Regions from separate parts of the Homo sapiens genome. Here region 2 is linked to region 1. Evidence: read pairs that join two places in POLR2A ChIA-PET (ENCODE). Cell type or tissue: MCF 10A. All regions are shown on one strand. Links, peaks and the distances in the headings refer to the core of each region. The heading gives the core; the rest is flanking DNA.

Region 1 (10,760 bases), core at 909-8,908:
CAGGCAATATGGCAACTTTCTGAAATTTCCACTTGAAATTGCTGTGAAACTGAACCTGTTCTAAAAAATAAAGTTTATTTATGCAAGAAAGATGCCAAGGCTGGAAAAAAAAAATAAAGTCTACTTTAAAAAGGGGGTGACAGGCAGATCTGGGGGTAACTGACAGTGTGGATGGAATATTTTTGCCACCCAGATTCATTATTTAGAACAATCCAGATAAGGACTGCTCCTAAAACTATCCAAATGCATGAGATTTTGGTTGGACCTTCGTGATTTTTATCACAGATTAATTACGAGGATAATGCTTTATATATTCTTTTGTGGGGAAAAAAGATCTGTTATTGTACTGCTATGAGAGAATCACTAAAAAGTTCTTATATGAGTAAGGCAGTTAATCCTGATCCTAAAGATGAACATTCGGTAGTGGCATTTGTAAGAATATCCTTAGAAGGAAACTGAGTGTGGAACGTGGCAAAATTGATGATGGTAACCCTGGTGGAAACCAGTCTATTTTGACTTCTCTGTCAATTCATAGGCTTTGGAAAATATTTAGTACCCCCCAGGTACATTTTAAGGCATTTGAGAAGAGTCTTGAAGACTGCCAGATTCTCAGGCTGTTGGAATTTCATGAGCAAGAAGGAAAAATAAGTGAAAACAAAATGATATAAACTCTGGACCATGAAACAAGGATTTGGTTTTGTGGGACATTCAAATAAATATACAGGCAAACTATTTTTGCTGACATGTATAAAGTAAGCCTTCCTTTTAAGCCATTAGACAGAAGCAGATGTCAAAGATGAAATCAAAGAAGGTAGAATCTTGGGTTAGCTGAGCTCAGAGGGACCCCAGAAATCATCTCTCCAGCCTTGTCATCTTACAGTTAGAGACACCGGAGCCTAGAGAACCCAAGTGACTGGCCCAGCTGAGGCTCTTTCTTCCGTGCCACACTTCTCTTGAAATAAAACACACTGAAAGAGCGAGCAATTCCTAGAAACTCCTCCATGACTAGAGGGAAAAACAGAAGGAAGGGAAGGAGGAAAAGGAGATCCTTGCTCAAGGAGGGAGTTCCTCTTCCAGTGGCTCAGCCCAAAGTCCCTTTAATAAATTGTTCTTAAACTTCAGGCAGACATGTCTGTTCATCCCATCAGTTACTCCCAATTATTCATCATTAGTAACCAACGTTCTGTACCCAGTTAAAAATGAGACGGACTTGAATGGATAAAATGTGGTACATCTAGACAATGGCTTATTGTTTAGCACTAAAAAGAAATGAGCTATCAAGCCATGAAAAGACATGGAGAAAACCTCAATGGATATTATTAAGTGAAAGAAGACAACCAGGAAAGGCTACGTACTGACTTTCCGGAAAAGCCAAAATTATGGAGACAGTTAAAAGTATCGGTGGTTTCCAGGGGTTGGGGGAAGGCAAAGATGAATAGGCCTAGCACAGAGCGTTTTTAGGACATTGAAAATCCTTTGCATGATACTCTAATGATGGATACGTGTAATTATATACTTATCCAAACTCACAGACTATACAACACCAAGAGTGAACCCTAGTGTAAACTGTGGACTTTGGTGATAATGATGTGTCAATGTAGGTTCAGCAATTCTACTAATCGTTCCACTCTAGTGGGGACATCGACAATGGGAAGGCCGTGCATGTGTGGGTGAAGGGGGCATATGGAAAGTCTCTGTCCTTTCTCTTAACTTTGCTGAGAACCTAAAACTGCTCTTAAAAAAAGTCTTAAAGAAAGAATAAGACTATGAAAAAAATCAAGATTTTAAAAAATGAAGTGAGTTTCAGGATAGAATGCAAGGAAATGTTAGAAACGCACCTTATATATGCATATTAAAAGGAGTTAATTGGCTTTTAAAATATTAATCTTAATAAACTTATTGTCTTACTAAAAAGTTTATGAGACTATATAAGTACTAATCTAATAAACAATGCTCTATGACCTGAATATCCCAAATATTAGTTAGTAGGAGGATAGATGCCTGCAAGCATGAAAGAAAGATTTAGTTTTGGATTTTCTGTCAATTTCTCGAGTAACTTTGGGAATGTCACTGTACTTTAGTTGTAGCTTCTCAACCCATAAAAAAGGGTAATAAAATTACCCACTGAGGGAACCTCAAAGAAGTGTTCTTACGATTAATGAGTTGATGATGCTGACTTGGCTTACACACCTGAGATGAAAGGCTGTGTATAAAAATGTAATGCCATTGTTGTTATAATTCCTGTTATTGTTCATACACAAGCAAATATAGGTGCACACGTTAGTCACAGCTAAAGATTAGGCCACCCAAGAAAAAGAATGAGTGCCTTTATGAATTGTGATTTCATTTGCACTATTACGTTTTCAGCATTATTTTAGTTAGATATACACCCTAACTTGAGTTATTGTTATAACAAAATGATTTCAAAACCTGACTTCCTGGTAGGAGATGAGGAATATGTGGAATGTTCCAGTAGCCAGCACTGGGACCTTCATAGTGCCTCTTGGATCTCAGTTTCCAAGTCAGTAAAATCCAGTTGTAGGATTAGGTGATCTCTGACTTTTCTATTAGCGCTGAGAGTTTACAATTCTCTATCACTCCAGCAACCCTGAGGGCCAATCCTGCAGCTGATGAAAAATAGAAGCCCTAGGATGAGTACAGTGGCTCATGCCTGTAATCCCAGCACTTTGGGAGGCAGAAGTGGGCAGATTGCTTGAGCTCAGGAGTTTGAGACCAGCCTGGGTATCATGGTGAAACCCCATCTCTACAAAAAATATAAAGTTAGCCGGGCATGGTGGCATGCGCCTGTGGTCCCAGCTCCTTGGGAGGCTGAGGTGGAGGATTGCTTGAGCCCAAGAAGTTGAGGCTGCAGTGAGCCTTGATAGTGCCACTGCACTCCAGTCTGGGTGACAGAGTGAGAGCTTGTCTCAAAAAAAAAGAAAGAAAAGAGAGAGAGAAGGAAGGAAAGAATAAAGAAAGAAAGAGAGAGAGAAGGAAGGAAAGAATAAAGAAAGAGAGAGAGAAAGAAAGAAAGAAGGAAAGAAAGAAAGAAAGAGCAAGAAAGAAAAGAGAGAGAGAAAGAAAGAAAGGAAGGAAGGAAGAAAAAGAGAGAAAGGAAGGAAAAGAAAAGAGAAGTTGGGGAAGGTTGGTTTTAAAACTGAGCAGTACAGTGATGTTTTAATACAGCTGTGCTGTAATCTTCGTTCTGTTACTTTATATTACTTGTAGTCAGACTTCCTCATCTGCAAATGGAGCTCAGAGCTCAGTGACCCTTCAGAGGGTCATTGGGAGGATTACATGAAAGGCTTAGATAGTACCCGGCACATAGGAAATGCTCAACCAATGTCAGATTTTACCAGGCTCTGGAAGGACCTACGTAGCGTCAACTTCACTTGCTCTGGCACCTGTACAACATTCACCAAACACTCACAATGCTCCTAGCAGAGTGCCTCCCACCCAGTAAATGCTCAAGCTAAAGACAATTTTTTTCAAGAAAAGTTTGAATTGCTTATTAATTCAAATCATTGTGGGCTGCAAAGAGCCTGAAAAGTGTCCCCCCAAACTATGCAGAATGGCTTTTGCATGTGCTCATAGCTGAACCTGGTTCTGACCGTTCATTCATCCATTAATTCATTCACCCAAGCACTCATTTATTTATCACTTATTTATCTGGGTCCCTGTGATGCACTTTGTGTAGCGCTGAATGCCAAGAAACAATTTTGAACTGGACAAAATCCCTCAGGGATCTTGCATTCTAATGACATCTAAACTGCTTCTTCCATCTTCTCCGTCTCTGAATTCTCTTTGCTTGTTTCCTGTTGCAGCCAGGGACCTTTGAGGTGACAAAGCTCCCCAAATCGGTATTCATTTGGAAAGCGGAGAAGGCGCCTGTCCTTCTCTGTCGCACTGGCTTTGTATCTGTGACAGTATGCACTGTGCTTAATCATGACAGGTACCAACTATGTTTTTGGGTTTTCTTTGCCGGGCACTACACTAAATGCCTTGTTTTGTATTATCTCCTTTCATCCAACCCAGTGGGGTAAGTAGTAGGTATAATTATCAGCTCTTTTTGGCAGATGTGGAAACTGAGGCATAGGACGTTTAAAGCAACTTGCCCAAGTTACAGGGCCAGTAAATGTTTGAGCTGAGATGTGGAGGCTTCAAGTCAGAATTGCCTAGCTCTGTGTTTTCCCTATGTCTCACAAAGGTTTTAGTGAAATACTTGTTTTGGTTTCCACTTAGAGGCCCTCTTTGCCCCAGTCTTTCCTCCCCATCCCTTTAAGACTGACAGTCTCCATTGAGATGGTGCCAGACATAGATAAGAATGAAAGACTCGGTGCTATTCTAGGGACCGCTCCTCTCCTCCTCTCCAGGGCCTAAGACTTTTGTCCTGGGTCAAGCCTCTTGAGCATGGCTCTCTCTCCCTTGAGAAAAGGTTTTTCACCACGAAGTTCTCCAGCCCTTAATGCAAATTGACATGTGGCAGGCAGCTCCAGATCTGAGTATCTCTTCTGCCCTATATTGCAGAATTAGACAACATACCCACGTTGACCTTTTCTGCATGATCTGTTCTGGATATGACTAATATATGCAGTTGCTGAGACAAACAAATGATTCTGTTCACCCTCCCAAACCTAGGTGCCAAAGTAGCAGATTGCTAGTGGGCAGGGTGTGTCATCTCATTTACCCGCTCTTCCTAGAAGCACATACATATAGCGTTGCAGAGAGTTGCTTACAGAGTGGGAGAGGAAAATTGTTCTTATGTTAAGGAACAGGCTTAATAGTGCTTAGGCCAGCTCACTGCCTTGACATTGGGAGAGGGAGCCAGAGATCAGCTTCCTCATATCATCAATGAACACTGTTACAGTATATGATCTTTGCAAATTTATGTTTTGGTCAGCTAGGGCTGCTGGAACAAAATACCATAGACCGAGTGGCTTAAAGAACAGAAATCTATTTCTCACAGTTCTGAGGCTGGAAGTCTGAGATCAGGGTGCCAGTCTGAGATCAGGGTGCCAGCATGGTTGGGTTCTGGTGAGAGCTCTCCTTCTGGCTTGCAGATGGCTGCCTTCTCAATGTCTTTACATGGTAGTGACAGAACAAGTCCCCATCTCTTCCGCTTCTAATAAAGGCACTAATCCCATCAGAGGGGTCCCACTCCCATGACCTTATCTAAACCAAATCATCTCCCAAAGGCTCCACTTTCAAATTCCATCATATTGGGGGTTAGGGCTTCAACATATGAATATTGAGGGGACATAAATATTCAGTCCACACAATTTATAAAAGACCAGTCATAACTAAAGTCTTTTTCTGAGACTAAGTCTCGCTCTGTTGCCCAGGCTGGAGTGCAGTGGTCAGATCTCAGCTCACTGCCACCTCCACCTCCCAGGTTCAAGCAATTCTTGTGCTTCAGCCTCCCAGATAGCTGGGATTACAGGTGTGTACCACCACACCCAGCTAATTTTTTTGTATTTTTAGTAGAGATGGGGTTTCACCATTTTGGCCAGGCTGGTCTCCAACTCCTGACCTCAAGTGATCCACCCAATTCGGCCTCCCAAAGTTCTGGGATTACAGGCATGAGCCACCATGCCTGGCCACCAATTATAACTAAAGTTTAATAGGCATAAAAAGTGAAATCATAGTATCTATCCAACAAGAGGAAAGGGAGATGGGGAGATCATAGTAGAATGCACCAGAGGTGTCTGAATATGGGTTCCAGGTACCTAGGGACTAACTGAGAGAAACCAGGGAATGAGAACTCAATCCATTTATGAGGAAATGAATATTTTGGAGGGCATGGGCAAGTGCCTTTCTAATAAGATTTCTTAGTACCACACTTTTCAAACTGGGGGCCATATCCATCTGGGAGTAGGAGGAGCCTTTCCTCCACAATAAAACAATTAAACAATATATACACCAGAATCTATGGTAAAGTAAGCGTTGTTCTATGAAACCTTTGCTTATACACATATTTGTGTATGTGTGCACTGGGTTGCACACATCTTTTTTGTGTGGGTTTTGGTCAAAATGTTTGAAAGTCACTGCCAATCTCTTCAATAATAACTCAGAATTTTAAAAAGTTTCTATTATATAATTATTCTCTTCCAAAAATAAACATGGGCACCGTTTCACTGCTGTGGCCATTTTCTTCTTCCTCTTTTAAAATCTTTTCCAGTTCTAACAAATAAAATTTGATGATGTTCAATAGTAGGTTAAGGGACTTAAGTCTCCTTCCATGAGATAATGATGACTTTTGAAAGCTCATTGTTAAAAGAAATCTATAAAATTTAACTAAAGAAAATACGTAAGGTTGGGCATGGCTGCTCACACCTGTAACCCCAGCACTTTGGGAGGCCAAGGAGGGCAGATCACCTGAGGTCAGGAGTTCGAGACCAGCCTGGCCAACATGGTGAAACCCCTTCTCCACTAAAACTACAAAAATTATCTGGCTGTGGTAGAACATGCCTGTAATCCCAGCTACTTGGGATGCCAAGGCACGAGAATTGCTTGAACCTGGGAGGCAGAGGTTGCAGTGAGTTTAGGTCGTGCCATTGCACTCCAACCTGGGCAATACAGTGAGACTCTGCCTCCAAAAAAAAAAAAGAAAGGCTCTCCCTCTGCCTCTGCCTCTGCCTCTGCCTCTGCCTCTGCCTCTGCCTCTGCCTCTGCCTCTCCCCACGGTCTCCCTCTCATGCGGAGCCGAAGCTGGACTGTACTGCCGGATGGGCCGGTCTCCAGCCCCTAACCGCGAGTGATCCGCCAACCTCGGCCTCCCGAGGTGCCGGGATTGCAGACGGAGTCTCGTTCACTCAGTGCTCAATGGTGCCCAGGCTGGAGTGCAGTGGCGTGATCTCGGCTCACTACAACCTACACCTCCCAGCCGCCTGCCTTGGCCTCCAAAGTGCCAAGATTGCAGCCTCTGCCCGGCCGCCACCCCGTCTGGGAAGTGAGGAGTGTCTCTGCCTGGCCGCCCATCGTCTGGGATGTGAGGAGCCCCTCTGCCTGGCTGCCCAGTCTGGAAAGTGAGGAGCGTCTCCGCCCGGCCGCCATCCCATCTAGGAAGTGAGGAGCGCCTCTTCCCAGCCGCCATCACATCTAGGAAGTGAGGAGCATCTCTGCCCGGCCGCCCATCCTCTGAGATGTGGGGAGCGCCTCTGCCCCGCCGCCCCATCTGGGATGTGAGGAGCGCCTCTGCCCGGCCGAGACCCTGTCTGGGAGGTGAGGAGCGTCTCTGCCCGGCCGCCCCGTCTGAGAAGCGAGGAGACCCTCTGCCCGGCAACCACCCCGTCTGAGAAGTGAGGAGCCCCTCCGCCCGGCAGCTGCCCCGTCTGAGAAGTGAGGAGCCTCTCCGCCCGGCAGCCACCCCATCTGGGAAGTGAGGAGCGTCTCCGCCCGGCAGCCACCCCGTCCGGGAGGGAGGTGGGGGGGGGTCAGCCCCCCGCCCGGCCAGCCGCCCCGTCCGGGAGGGAGGTGGGGGGGTCAGCCCCCCGCCTGGCCAGCCGCCCCGTCCGGGAGGGAGGTGGGGGGGTGAGCCCTCCGCCCGGCCAGCCGCCCCGTCTGGGAGGTGAGGGGCGCCTCTGCCCGGCCGCCCCTACTGGGAAGTGAGGAGCCCCTCTGCCCGGCCAGCCGCCCTGTCCGGGAGGGAGGTGGGGGGATCGGCCCCCCGCCCGGCCAGCCGCCCCGTCCGGGAGGGAGGTGGGGGGGTCGGCCCCCTGCCCGGCCAGCCGCCCGGTCCGGGAGGGAGGTGGGGATGTCGGCCCCCCGCCCGGCCAGCCGCCCCGTCCGGGAGGTGAGGGGCGCCTCTGCCCGGCTGCCCCTACTGGGAAGTGAGGAGCCCCTCTGCCCGGCCAGCCGCCCCGTCCGGGAGGGAGGTTGGGGGGTCAGCCCCCCGCCCGGCCAGCCGCCCCGTCCGGGAGGGAGGTGGGGGGGGGTCAGCCCCCCTGCCCGGCCAGCCGCCCCGTCCGGGAGGTGAGGGGCGCCTCTGCCCGGCCGCCCCTACTGGGAAGTGAGGAGCCCCTCTGCCCGGCCACCACCCCGTCTGGGAGGTGTGCCCAACAGCTCATTGAGAACGGGCCAGGATGACAATGGCGGCTTTGTGGAATAGAAAGGCGGGAAAGGTGGGGAAAAGATTGAGAAATCGGATGGTTGCCGTGTCTGTGTAGAAAGAAGTAGACATGGGAGACTTTTCATTTTGTTCTGCACTAAGAAAAATTCCTCTCTCTTGGGATCCTGTTGATCTGTGACCTTACCCCCAACCCTGTGCTCTCTGAAACATGTGCTGTGTCCACTCAGGATTAAATGGATTAAGGGCGGTGCAAAAAAAAAAAAAAAAAAAAAAAAGAAAGAAAAAAAGAAAATATGTAAATAAAGAGAGATAATGTACCATATCCTTGAATGCAAAGACTCAATAGCATTTAAAGTCTTTTGCAATATTGGATTCTCATTTCCTCACAGGTAAACTTGCTTTTTAGTTTTGTCCATTTGGCTGTTTAATCCTTCTACTGACATTTGTCTATTATATTTAAAACTTTCAAGATATTAGTTATTTCATGTCTATGATATCCTCTCAAATTTTCTGAGGATATTAATTTTTGTCATAACATCTTTTGCCTGTCTAATTAGCTATATTCTCTCAGGCATTTATTCTTCTGTTTATTGAATTCGGTGCCATTTTATGATAGTGTTTCTCCCTAAATATTTAGTGATACTTGTTTTCCTCTTGATCTTTGTACTGAAAGTTTCTGGCCACCTGCCAGTTATACCTAGCGTTCTGGGAGCAGGTGGGGTGGACAGGAGAACTGTGTTGACAGGAGGAGGCGACCTTTAGCTTCTCCTTAAGTGTGGAAGCTACCAGTGCCCATAGGGATGTGTAATTTTCCACATCTTGTCTCTATAGCACCAGTGCCCACAACCAAGGCCTTAACTGTGAGCTAATCCCTGAGCTTTCCAAATTTCTCCTACATCTTTCCTTGTGTATTCTGCTCCTCAACCATTGCTTCTCAGTTGGATGTGTTCCTAGGACTGCTCTCAACATTAAACCTTGTTTTCTTCTGGTTATTAATCCATAGTGCTAGCCCTTAGGGATCTCTGTTAGTAATCCTTTAACTTTTTTGGTCCATTGAAAACACTCTTATTTCCAAGTCTAATATGAAATTTATTCCGGCTTAATGTTTGTTCCAGCTCCAAAACCACAAATTATGACATCATGTATATATCTCCTGATCTAACATTTTAACTGTATCTTTGATGTTTAATATTCATCTTTCTTTCTTTTTTTTTTTTTTTTTGAGATGGAGTCTCACTGTCTCCCAGGTTGGAGTACAGTGGCGAGATTTTGGCTCACTGTAAGCTCTGCCTCCCTGATTCACGCTATTCTCCTGCCTCAGCCTCCCGAGTAGCTGGGACTACAGGCGCCTGCCACCATGCCCAGCTAATTTTTTGTATTTTTAGTAGAGACAGGGTTTCACCGTGTTAGCTAGGATGGTCTCAATCTCCTGACCTCGTGATCCACCCGCTTCGGCCTCCCAAAGTGCTGGGATTACAGGCGTGAGCCACTGCGTCCAGCCCATCTTTCGTATCTTAAATCAGTACCTTCCCTAAAATGGATAAATAGTATTTTCACTATCTGTCCTCTCTTTTTAGCAAAGCAATATCCTCTGAAAAAGTAAGAAGGAAAGATCTCAAGTGTATAGAATTATCCTTCTCATGTCAAATTACTTGTATTATTAATATAGGCTGGGTCGGCTGGGCGCGGTGGCTAAAGCCTGTAATCCCAGCACTTTCAGAGGCCAAGGCAGGCAGATCATGAGGTCAGGAGTTTGAGACCAGCCTGGCCAACATAGTGAAACCCTGTCTCTACTAAAAATACAAAAATTAGCTGGGTGTGGTGGCATGCACCTGTAATCCCAGCTATTTAGGAGGCTGAGGTGGGAGAATTGCTTGAACCCAGGAGGCGGAGGTTGCGGTGAGCCGAGACCATGCTATTGCACTCCAGCCTGGGTGACAGAGTGAGACTCCGTCTAAAAACAAATTTTTATATATATATATATATATATATATATATATATATATATATATATATATATATATATATATGTTTCAAATCCAATACATTGGCTTTATCTATATAATTGGTTTTCATGATCAGTGTCATTTCATTTCCTACAGGAATAGCAGGGCAGGCACTTAAATAATGTCTTTACCAGACTTACCTTCTGTCCCCAGTAGATAGAAATTTGTAAAAGGCTGTTGAAAAAAATGTCGAAAGTCAGAAAAGCCTGTCATCTGAAGCTTCAGTTTCTGTAGAATGGGGCTTGTTGCCTTAATCTTTGTATTTCTGCAAAGTCTCTTTGCTTCTTAGGTTAGTTGTACAAATTACAATCCATTTATCATTCAAGTGTAAGTGTGAAAACGCCTTCTAGGGCAATTATTGAGAAAAGACTGAGTCTCTGACAAAAATAAATACTGACTTAGAACCAGACAGAAACTGTATATTACTAGGAAACCTTTCTCATTAATGGATCAATGAGATCAATCAGTAATTAAGCACTTCCCACAACTCAACACAGAACTCCCTCAATAGCAAAGCCAGTAAAAAATGAGTTTTTACTCATTTTTTTAGGCTAATTTCAAGAAATAGGAGAAAACAAAGAGACCAAAGAAACTAAGAAATCACTGCAATGATAATATGGGAGTCATTATAGGCAGGATTTGGGGACATTTGCCTTCACTTATTCTGGCCTGGTAGATAAATTGGG
Region 2 (10,760 bases), core at 1,182-9,181, 71 kb after region 1:
ATACAAAACAAACACGTAAGAAAAATCCTAGTAGGATTTTCATTGGGATTGCATTTGGTTTATGGGTTAATTTTGGCAGAATTACATTTATCCTTTCTACTCAGGAGCAAGTCTGTCTTTTCATATATTCAGGGTTTTTTTGTGTGTGTCTATCAGTAGCATTTTACATACACAGACACCCATATGTAAATATGAATGTTATATTACATGAAGTATTTTAAACTTGCGTTTGCTATTGTGACTATATTTCCGTTTCAATTTCTAACTGGTGATTAATAATATATAAAAAAACTGTCAATTTTTGGCCGGGCGCGGTGGCTCATGCCTGTAATCCCAGCACTTTGGGAGGCCAAGGTGGGCGGATCACGAGATCAGGAGATCAAGACCATCCTGGCTAACACGGTGAAACCCTGTCTCTACTAAAAATAAAAAAAAAATTAGCCAGGCGTGGTGGTGGGTGCCTGGAGTCCCAGCTACTCAGGAGGCTGAGACAGGAGAATGGCGTGAACCCGGGAGGCGGAGCTTACAGTGAGCAGAGTTCACGCCACTGCACTCCAGCCTGGGTGACAGAGCGAGACTCTGTCTCCCAAAAAAAAAAAAAACAAAAAAAAACCTGTCTATTTTTATTATTTACTTGGTATCGAAGTATTTTTGTGAATTCTCCCTCTGGTTGGATATTTTTCAAATGATTCCTTCAGATTTTCTTGTCAGGCAGGCACTTATCTGCACACAATAATGATTCTGTCTTTTTCAGTATTCATAACTGTCGTTTATTTTTTCATTGCATTGGCTAAAGTGCAGTGCTGTTCAGAAGACATGCCTTGAGAGCCGTAAATGTAAGCCATATATGTAGTTTTACATTTCTAGTAGGCAATTGATTTCATTACATTGTTTAATGTAATATATTCAAAATCTTATTTCAGTGTATATGTTCAATATAAAATTTATTAATTAACTATTTTATGTTCTTTTTTTACTACTAGGTCTTTGGAATCCCATGTGTATTTTACACTTAGATCACATCTCAGTTTGGACTAGCCACGTTTCAGGTGTGCAGTGGCACTTGCGGTTACCGCATTGGACAGCATAGAGTTAGAGCCTTCTTGATATATAATAATTATGATCATAGTTGGCCTTGTTGTCCCTTACTTGGTTGGAATTTGCTTTTCAGTATGATGTTTAATGTTGATTTCTAATAAATATACTGTTTTTAAGTTTAAGCAATTTTGTTTCTGAATAAGATGTTCCTTTAAAACTTAGTAATTGATATTCACTCCCCGCCCCACCCCTGAGATGGAGTTTCACTCTTGTCGCCCAGGCTGGAGTGCAATGGTGCGATCTTGGTTTACTGCAACCTCCGCTTCCCGGGTTCAAGCGATTCTCCTGCCTCACCCTCCTAAGTAGCTGGGATTACAGGCATGCGCCACCACCCCTAGCTAATTTTGTATTTTTAGTAGAGATGGGGTTTCACCATGTTGGCTAGGCTGGTCATGAACTGACGTCAGGTGGTCCACCTGCCCAAAGTGCTGGGATTATAGGTGTGAGCCATTGCGCCCGGCCTCACTTTTCTTAAATACTTAAGAAAATGTATGGTGATGCTCACACCTTTCCCCTCCTACTTATGCCTGTTAAATATAGAGGATGGTAGTAATAAAGAATTCTCATGGTGAAGCATCTTTTCACTCAGAGTAAACAAACCATGCTTGGTTATGGTGTATCATTCTTTTAACTCAACTGGATTAGATGTGCTGACATTTTAGGATTTTTTCCCTCATATTCTTTAAAGAGATTGTCCTATGTGGTATGTCACGTTTTGGAATCAGCATTATATCAGCTCTTGTAAACTAGGTAACAAAACTTCAGATCATTCTGGCTTAACAAAATTGTTTTAAAACTTAAAGGAATATATGCACATGATTGAGGACTTTTTAAAGTAATTTCTTAGCAAAATGTATTTGTGGAATGTAAATTTTCTAAGTCCTTGAAAGTCTGAAAATTTCTTTATTCTACTTGCAATTGATTGGGAAATTAGCTGAGAGTAGAATTCTAGGTTAAAACTTTCCCTTAAAACTTTTAAGGCCTTGTTCATAGTTGCCTACCTTCCTGTGTTTCTGAGACATCTGATGCCATTATGATTCTTACTTCTTTATAACAGCGATCTCCAAGCTTTTTGGCACTAGGGACCCAGTTTCGTGGAAGACAGTTTTTCCATGGACAGGGGTCGAGGAGGCAGTGGGGTGGGGGATAGTTTTGGGATGAAACTGCTCCACCTCAGATCATCAGGCATTAGATTCTCATAAGGAGCGGACAATCTAGAACCCTTGCATGCCGAATTCCTGCTCCTGTGAGAATCTGATGCAGCTGCTGTTCTGACAGGAGGCAGAGCTCAGGCGGTAATACTTGCTCACCTGCTGTTGCCTACCTGCTGTCAGGTCTGTGGCCTGGGGGTTGAGAATTCCTGCCTTACAGGAAGGGTGACCATATATCCTGATTTGTCTGGAATACCTCCAGATCACTGTTTTTTTTTTTTTTTTTTTGAAGACAGATTCTCGCTCTGTCGCCCAGGCTGGCTGGAGTGCAGTGGCATGATCTTGGCTTACTGCAAGCTCTGCCTCCTGGCTTCAAGTGATTCCGCTGCCTCAGCCTCCTGAGTAGCTGGGATTACAGGCAGATGCCACCATGCCTGGCTAATTTTTGGTATTTTTAGTAGCAATGGGGTTTCGCTGTGTTAGCCAGGATGGGCTCGAATCTCCTGACCTTGTGATCTGCCTGCCTTGGCTTTCCAAAGTGCTGGGATTACAGGCATGAGCCACCACACCTGGCCCAAATCACACTTTTTAATAGTACCTCCTTTTATTCTGATATGTATCCTTCTTTGTTGATCAGTTATAGAATCACCTTATTTGTAGGTGGTTTGCTTTCTGTTTTTTTTTTTTTTCTTTTTTTCTTTTTTTGAGACAAAGTTTTGCTCTTGTTGCCCAGGCTGGAGTATAGTGGCAGGATCTTGGCTCACTGCAACCTCCCCCTCCCGGGTTCAAGCGATTCTACTGTGTCAGTCAGCCTCTCTAGTAGCTGGGATTACAGGCATGCGCCACTATGCCTGGCTAATTTTGTATTTTTAGTAGAGATGGGTTTCTCCTTATTGGTCATGCTGGTCTCGAACTCCCGACCTCAGGTGATCTGCCTGCCTCGGCCTCCCAAAGTGCTGAGATTACAGGCGTGAGCCACCATGCCCAGCCAGCCTTTTGTTTTTTTAGGAAGATTTGAGGATATTCTTATACTCTGAGCTTTGAGAATTTACGTGGCTCTGTCTAGAAGTCAGTTATTTTTTCCCTCATTCATCTGCCCAGTCCTTTCAAACTGAAGACTAGTATTTATCAGCTCTGGGATATTATATTGCAGTGTGCTTTAGGAATTTCTGCTTGCAAAATGCTTCAGGAATTTTTGCCTCTTTGTTCTTTTTTTCTATTTCTGGAACTCCTTGTAATGGAACTTGAATCTCTTGGATTAATTTAACACCTTATTTTTTAAAATGAGAATTAAATTTTCTATATTCTACCCCTTGCTTTTGCTCTTCTTTATCTGGAAAAGAGTCTCCACCTCATTTTCTGACACTTGTATTGACTCCTTAATTTCAGCTGCTATTAATTTCAAAGAACTTTTTCTTATTTTTATTCCTTCTGTTAATATATAGCATTGCATTCTTGTTTCATAGATGGCAATAGCCTCTCTTATGCCTTTGAGAATATTACATAGACATATTTTAAAATTTCCCACATTTCCTACATTGTCTGTTTCCACTGAGGCACTTTTTGTCTGCTGTTTGTCTCTTTCTTTGATAGTGATGGTTTTTCACAAATATCTGGTGATTAAGAACTTTATCTTCTGTCTGGATTTTGAATTTTTAAATGGTTTTCCTGTTTCTAGTTTCTTTTTCCACAAATAAATTCTCAACATTTGGCACCAGGTTTAATATTATGAAACAGATCCGAGTATGTCATCCCCCTGCTAATAAAAGTTAGAAGACTTTTAAGAGATCTGGATAATGTTTCAACCACTTAGGGCAGCAAACATTCACAGTGGCAGTGAGGCATTTGTCTTCTAGGGCCACTGCAACAAATCACCACAGACTGGGAGGCTTAGAACAACAGAAATTTATTCTATTAATGTTAATAGAGACCAGAAGTTCAAATCAGTGTTACTGGGTTGAAATCAAAGTATCAGCAGAGCTTTGAAGGCTCCAGGGAAGAACCTGTTCCTTGCCTCTTTCAGTTCTAGTGGCTGCTGGCATTCCCTATTATCAGTCCAATCTTTCAGGCCAGCATCTTCAAATCTCTCTGCTCCATCTTCACGTCACCATCTCCTTCATGTGTGTCCAATCTCCTTCTGCCTCTCTATTTATAAGGACATTTGTGAGGGCATTTAGGGACCACTGGGTAATCTAGGGTCTTTTTCCAAATAAGGTAACATTTGTAGATCCTAGGGATTAGGGCCTGATAACCTTGAGGTCCTTTATTCAGCTTACTACAACTACTTAGAGTCTTCTGAAATTTCTCTTTTCTTGTACAGTTCCCTTCGCGTTTACAAATAATTGTTATTATTGCCTGCAGTTATTGTCTGCTTGAACAAAAATACATGCATCAACTCAGTTTATAGTGATTTCCTTGACCTTGTCTTCTCCACCCTAGACAAAAGGCTGCAATTGCCTGTTTTCCTAATGCAGCTGATGCACTTCTCATAGTTTTTGCCACGTTAAAGTGATTTGTCAGGCTCTACCACTGACTAGGAATTTTCTTTTTTTTCAGTACTATGGTGTCATTCTTAGAATGCAAAGTGTCGGGTCTGGAGCTGAGTAAGGCATTTAATAAATATTTGTTGAAGAGATTTTTAACATTTATTGAGGGCCAATTACATACCTAGTAGGACCTGTCACCTTGGGCCATTTAATAAAGTAGGGTAAAGTAAGCATGGCACATAAGTTTCCCCAGGGCATATTTGTCAAAAGGGATTGCTGGGTCATAGGAGTCTACATTTTCAGCTTTTGCTAGATGCTGCCAAATTGCTCTCTTAACTGGCTGTACTTCCGTAAGAGTGCCAAGATCTATCTTGTTTGCCATATCTTTGCCAACACTTGTGAATTTTTTTCATTAAAAAAATTTTAATGTAGGAAATGATACTGTTTTAATTTGTATTTCCTTGATAATTAATGAGGTTAACCATTTTTAATAGGTAATAAACAATGTGGAATTTTCTGTTAATATACATAGCCTGCTTTCTCCTGTTGCTCTTTTTTATTTATAGAAATTCTACAACTATGGATATGAATTATATATAGCACTGTTCTCTTTTACATGTGAGGAAACTGGCACAAGAAATTATTAATAACAAGAAGATTTCTAAGTTATTTCCCCCCTGGATGAATAGATGCATGACCTTGTCTGGAGTCATAGCTAATAAGAAACAGCAGGGATTTTGAACCCAGTAGTATCTGAGTTTAAGGTCTGTCCTTTTTTTTTTGAGACAGAGTCTCGCTCTGTCACCCAGGCTGGAGTGCAGTGGCATGATCTCGGCTTAACGCAACCTCTGCCTCCTGGGTTCAAGTGATTCTCCTGCCTCAGCCTCCAGAGTAGCTGGGACTATATGTGCACGCCACCACACCTGGCTAATTTTTGTAATTTTAGTGGAGTTGGGGTTTCATCTTGTTGGTCAGGCTGGTCTTGAACTCCTGACCTCAGGTGATCCACCCGTGTCAGCCTCCCAAAGTGTTGGGATTACAGGCGTGAGCCACCATGCCTGACTTTAAAAAAAAAAGTTTATTTATTATTTTACTTTAAGTTCTGGGATACATGTGCAGAACGTGCAGGTTTACATGTATACGTAGGTACACACGTGGCATGTTGGTTTGCTGCACCTTTCAACCCATCATCATCTAAGTTTTAAGCCCCACATGCATTAGGTATTTGTCCTAATGTTCTCCCTCCCCTTACCCCACCCACCTACAGGCCCAAGTGTATGATGTTCCCCTCCCTATATCCATGTGTTCTCATTCTTCAACTCCCACTTATGAGTGAGAGAACGTGTGGTGTTTCTTTTCTGTTCCTGTGTTAGTTTGCTGAGAATGGTGGCTTCCAGCTTCATCCATGTCCCTGCGAAGGACATGAACTCATTCTTTTTTATGGCTGCAAGGTCTGTCCGTTTTTACAAAAATTAATAACAAATTAAAAGTTAATGAAGCAGTGGTATGTTGAATTAAGTGATTCAAAAAAACTTAGCTTTTAGCTCTACTTGTTAATATATTCTTAAAAATAACTATATAATGACTGCTAACCTGTTTGCTTCGCAGGTGATAGAGAAAATCATTGAAAAAATTTGAAAGTGTTTTTTAAAAACAATGTATTAATATCACCACATATACATCTTAATACTTATTCTTTATCATCATCATGAGTAAATGAACGCAGCCTTTATAGTATACTTTTTGAGTTTTGGAAATACCTTATTTTTTATAATAGAGTTTATTTTTTAGAGCAGTTTTAGGTGTACAGCAAAATTGAGAGGAAGGTGCAGAGATTTCTCATATACCCCTTCCCCTACACAGGCATAGCCTCCCTCTTTATCAACATCCCCCTACCTCCCCAGAGTGCTACATTGGTTATAACTGATGAACCTACATTGACACATCGTTATCACCCAGAGTCCATAGTTTACATTAGGGTTCACTCTTAGTACTGTACCCTCCGCAGGTTTTAACAAATATATGATGACATGTATCTACCGTTATAATACATACAGAATAGCTTTATTGCCCTAAAAGTCCTTTTGTGCTCTGCCTATTCATCCTCCTCTGTGCTCTAACCTCTGGCAACCATGGATCCTTTTACCATCTCCATAGCTTTGCCTTTTCCAATATGTCATATAGTTGGAATCATACAGTACATAGCATTTTCAGACTGTCTCCTTTCACTTTGTAATATGCATTTAAGTTTCCTTCATGTCTTGTCATGGCTTGATGGCTCATTTCTTTTCAACACTGACTCATTTTCCATTGTCTGGATGTACCACAGTTTATATATCCATTACTTTGTTGAAAGATATGTTGATTGCTTCCAGCTTTTGGCAATTATGAATCAAACTGCTATGGACATGCATGTACAGGTGTTTTTGTAGACATATTTTCAACTCTTTTGGGTAAATACCAAGCACTGTGGTTGCTGGATCATATATTTGGAGTATGTTTAGTTTTATATGACACTGTCAAACTTCCGTAGTGGCTGTACCATTTTGCATTCCCACCAGCAATGAATGAGAGTTGCTCCACATCCTTGCAAGCATTGGGTGGTGTTAGTGTTTTGGGTTTTGGGCATTCTTACTGGTGTGTAGTGTGTGTACTATATGTTTTTGAAGAAAAGTTACATGATAAAAATTTTGTTTGCTAGCGTGATAGGTTGGTGTTTCCAGAAAAACTCACCGGAAACTTTTCATGTGAGGTTTAGAAGTAAAATAGTTCCAGGAAAAAGTTGGCATTCGGCTCTGATTAACTAGAATATGAGTAGTAATGCTTGTCTTTTTTATGTTTGTTTTGACAGGTTTTGACACAAGGGCGCATATCTTCAAAGCACCTAGTACCTCCTACCATTGTCAACTGGTAAAATATTTAATTTTTTATTACAATAGATTTCTTTTATTTGTTATAAAATAAATATTAAGTTAAAACCAATTATGGCTAAATTGACCAAAAAATTGTAATTCTCATTTTATGATTATATATGGAAGATAGTTTTATATTTACTTTAATTCTGTATAAATCAATTGGGACATTAAACCATGTCATTGAGCAGTATTGTCTATCTTCCTTTCCTTAACTTGAATTTCACTAAGTATCTGCAAGGGATTTGAACTCAGTGGCCTCTTTATTTTGGATAGTTTAGCATGAATTAGACCATTTTAATATGTGATGGTCATTTAAAATTTGTATGAATGTTACTGTAAATTTCTAACTGGACATTTTAGTAGAGATTGTAGTTTCAAGGGCTTTTTGTCAACCCATAGAAGGTTCTGCATGGTTATTACAGTTGTCATGGGGCATAAGAAATATAGCACAATTTTATTCTTTCTGTGTCATCTGAAGTGAATTAGAGTTTATGAAATTTTAGGGCAAAAATTTAAGGACGAAGGTTTTTAGCGTTCTGTGAAATGAAAAAATTGAGTAGGACTGCTGTAGGGAATAGTCTATGTTGGTAAAGTGCTTTGATGATGACGTAAAGGCAGTAAGCATTTTATCCATTAGAATCATGATAGTTGACATCCTTCTTTTCAGAATCTCATTTCGAAGTCTTTTTTCATATCAGTTGAATTTATTAATCTTAACATTTTTAACTGATTTTAAAAGGAAATCACACAAGTAATATGTTTATTATTAAAAACTGTAAGCAATGTAGGAGCATCTAAGTAAACAGGAAACTCCTATGTTACCCTGGTTCTTTTGCTAGGGATTATCCCTTATTTTCATAGAGTGTATCTTTCCAGACGCTTTGTTTGCGACGCTTTGTTTGCGTATCCAAGATTGCCATCTTTTAATGAAGTAGATGTGATGGAAAAAGGAATATACTTTGTCCACTTTAATAGTACGCCTCACTTTGTTTTAGACATGTCTGTGCCTGCGTCTCTTTGAGGGATATACGTGATCAAATTAAGAGTGCTTTTGAAGTGACTAGGTAAACCCATTGTAACACAGTACTCCTCTACAAATTTCTTTTAGTAGTTAATGGGTTATGGGAACTCCAAACTTTGAATTCTTAGCTAAGAATGCATCAAGAGAGTTTAGCAGATTTACAATAAAATTGAAATTGCAAAGATAATTATGACATATTAAATGATAGATTTTAAATAGGTAGACATTTATAGAAATGACTGTAATTACTGTTGAGGATCAGCTAGGTTTGTGTAGGTGAAGAAGTGGTTTTGGAGCTTCAGTGCATTTATGTGTGCTCAGTAGGGTACTTAGGATATTTGAGGAGGGAAAAGGCCGTCAGAAACTGATGTGGGAGGGTGGTGCACAGGAAGAAGTACTATGGTACAGTGACAAAGATAACTTTGTCATAATTTTGCCTAAAAAGAGAAATAAGACTCGTAGTCATGTTATATAGGTTAACTGTGCGATGAAGTAAAGGGAATGTCATGAACTACTTGGGAAACCCAGTGTCTTGAATCCCGAAACTTAGAACTCAACCTTTTCACGTTTGGGAATTGCTTATGTTCAGAAGTCCCATGATTTAAGAGATAATGTAAAAATGGAAGTTAATTCACATTTGTACGTGTCCTTTGTGTGATTGTCGGATTGAAACATTTTAAACTTCTTAAGAAATGTAGCGAAGCAAATTTGGATTTGTATGTGAAAGTGACCTAGATGAGAAGTATGGAAGGAGACGGAGACAGCAGCAAGTTTGCTCCTCCCTTGGTTTCAGAGGAAAATGGTTTTTAAGAGCTGGGCCAGATGTTTCTCATAGCTACTTAAGGTGGATTCCTTTTTTCTGTGTCTTCTGTTTTTAAGTGTAATCTGGTTTTTGAGCACTTGCAGAAAAGCTGCAGAGGCCAGGGAATGACACAGCAGAGAATGGAGGTGAGAGGGAAGACAACTGGTGATCTTAGTTGCTTTGATTTTGAAATATGTTGTTCAGGAATAGCTTTTCTTAGTGGTAAAATAATTGGGAATTTGTAGGAAGAAGAAAATATGTTGTAAAGAATTTAAAGATAAAAAAGCAAGTAATATTTGAATACAACACAAGACTATTGACTAAAGGAAGTAATCGGATGTTTAAACCTTATTTTTAGCTACTTAACCTTTACATAGTACAAATGAAGACAATATGTTAATTGTGATGCAGGTTATTTATTCTGTATATTTCCACAACATACTTTTAAGTTCTAATTATATGTTATTTTCCTTTTCTTAACTTTGTTTTTTTAGCTGGTCCATGCAGACTACAGATAAGAAACTGGGCTTTTGGGGGTGGGAAGGGGAGTGGAGGAAGAGAAAAGGAAACATCTAAGTAATCTTACTGAATGATATATAAATCGTTGAAATTAAAGAAAATATATTCTGGGTAGACTTAGCTTGCAAAATTATTTTAAGCTATTGTACCTCTTATAAATGGAATAAGCATTTTAAAATCATCTTGAAAATCTTCAGAACCTTTAATTCTTTTACATTCTCAAAGGTTAAACATAACCGGAAGAGCTGTCTTCTCTCAAATATGCATACTTTGTTCATTAGATTTACTTTTGCTAACTTTTTTTTTGTATGTTTGGAACTGTTATATTTTTCCTCTGGCCTTTGAATTTTCTTTAATTTTATTTTTTATTTCACCCTGGGGGAAAGAGAGGTGGGTAGATTTGTTTGTTTGTTTGTTTATTTTTGAGACAGAGTCTTGGTCTGTGGCCCAGGCTGAGGTGCAGTGGCGCAATCTTGGCTCACTGCAACCTCTGCCTCCCAGACTCTGGTGATTCTTGTGCCTCAGCCTCCCAAGTAGCTGGGATTACAGGTGCGTACCACCACACCTGGCTAATTTTTATATTTTTTAATAGAGACGGGGTTTCTCCATGTTGGCCAGGCTGACCTTGAACTCCTGGCCTCAAGTGATCTGCCCACTTCAGCCTCCCAAAGTGTTGGGATTACAGGCGTGAGCCATTGTACCTGGCCGAAAAGAGGTATATTTAAAAGTGAATTTGTTACTTCAACTAACACAACCTTCACTTAAAAA

Evidence for each region. Peaks named below come from ENCODE experiments on the same cell type or tissue, not always from the same donor. Only the 100,000 strongest peaks of a DNase experiment are listed, where the experiment ranks them.
Region 2: POLR2A ChIA-PET joins it to region 1 with 9 read pairs; 4 of 35 experiments call an interaction of 5 or more read pairs at or near these places.

What each region holds. Positions count from the first base shown.
Region 1 is chr2:222,809,041-222,819,800 of GRCh38, forward strand. No RefSeq gene overlaps it. Among named protein-coding and RNA genes, the nearest start is that of ACSL3, 47 kb to the right of the region's middle. RefSeq lists a silencer at 8,670-8,964. In MCF 10A, for the core only: no CTCF peak of the experiment used is centred there; a DNase peak (open chromatin) is centred at 4,621.
Region 2 is chr2:222,880,244-222,891,003 of GRCh38, forward strand. ACSL3 (acyl-CoA synthetase long chain family member 3) reads left to right here. Exons shown (of 17, transcript NM_004457.5): 2 at 7,587-7,645. Among named protein-coding and RNA genes, the nearest start is that of ACSL3, 25 kb to the left of the region's middle. In MCF 10A, for the core only: no CTCF peak of the experiment used is centred there; no DNase peak of the experiment used is centred there.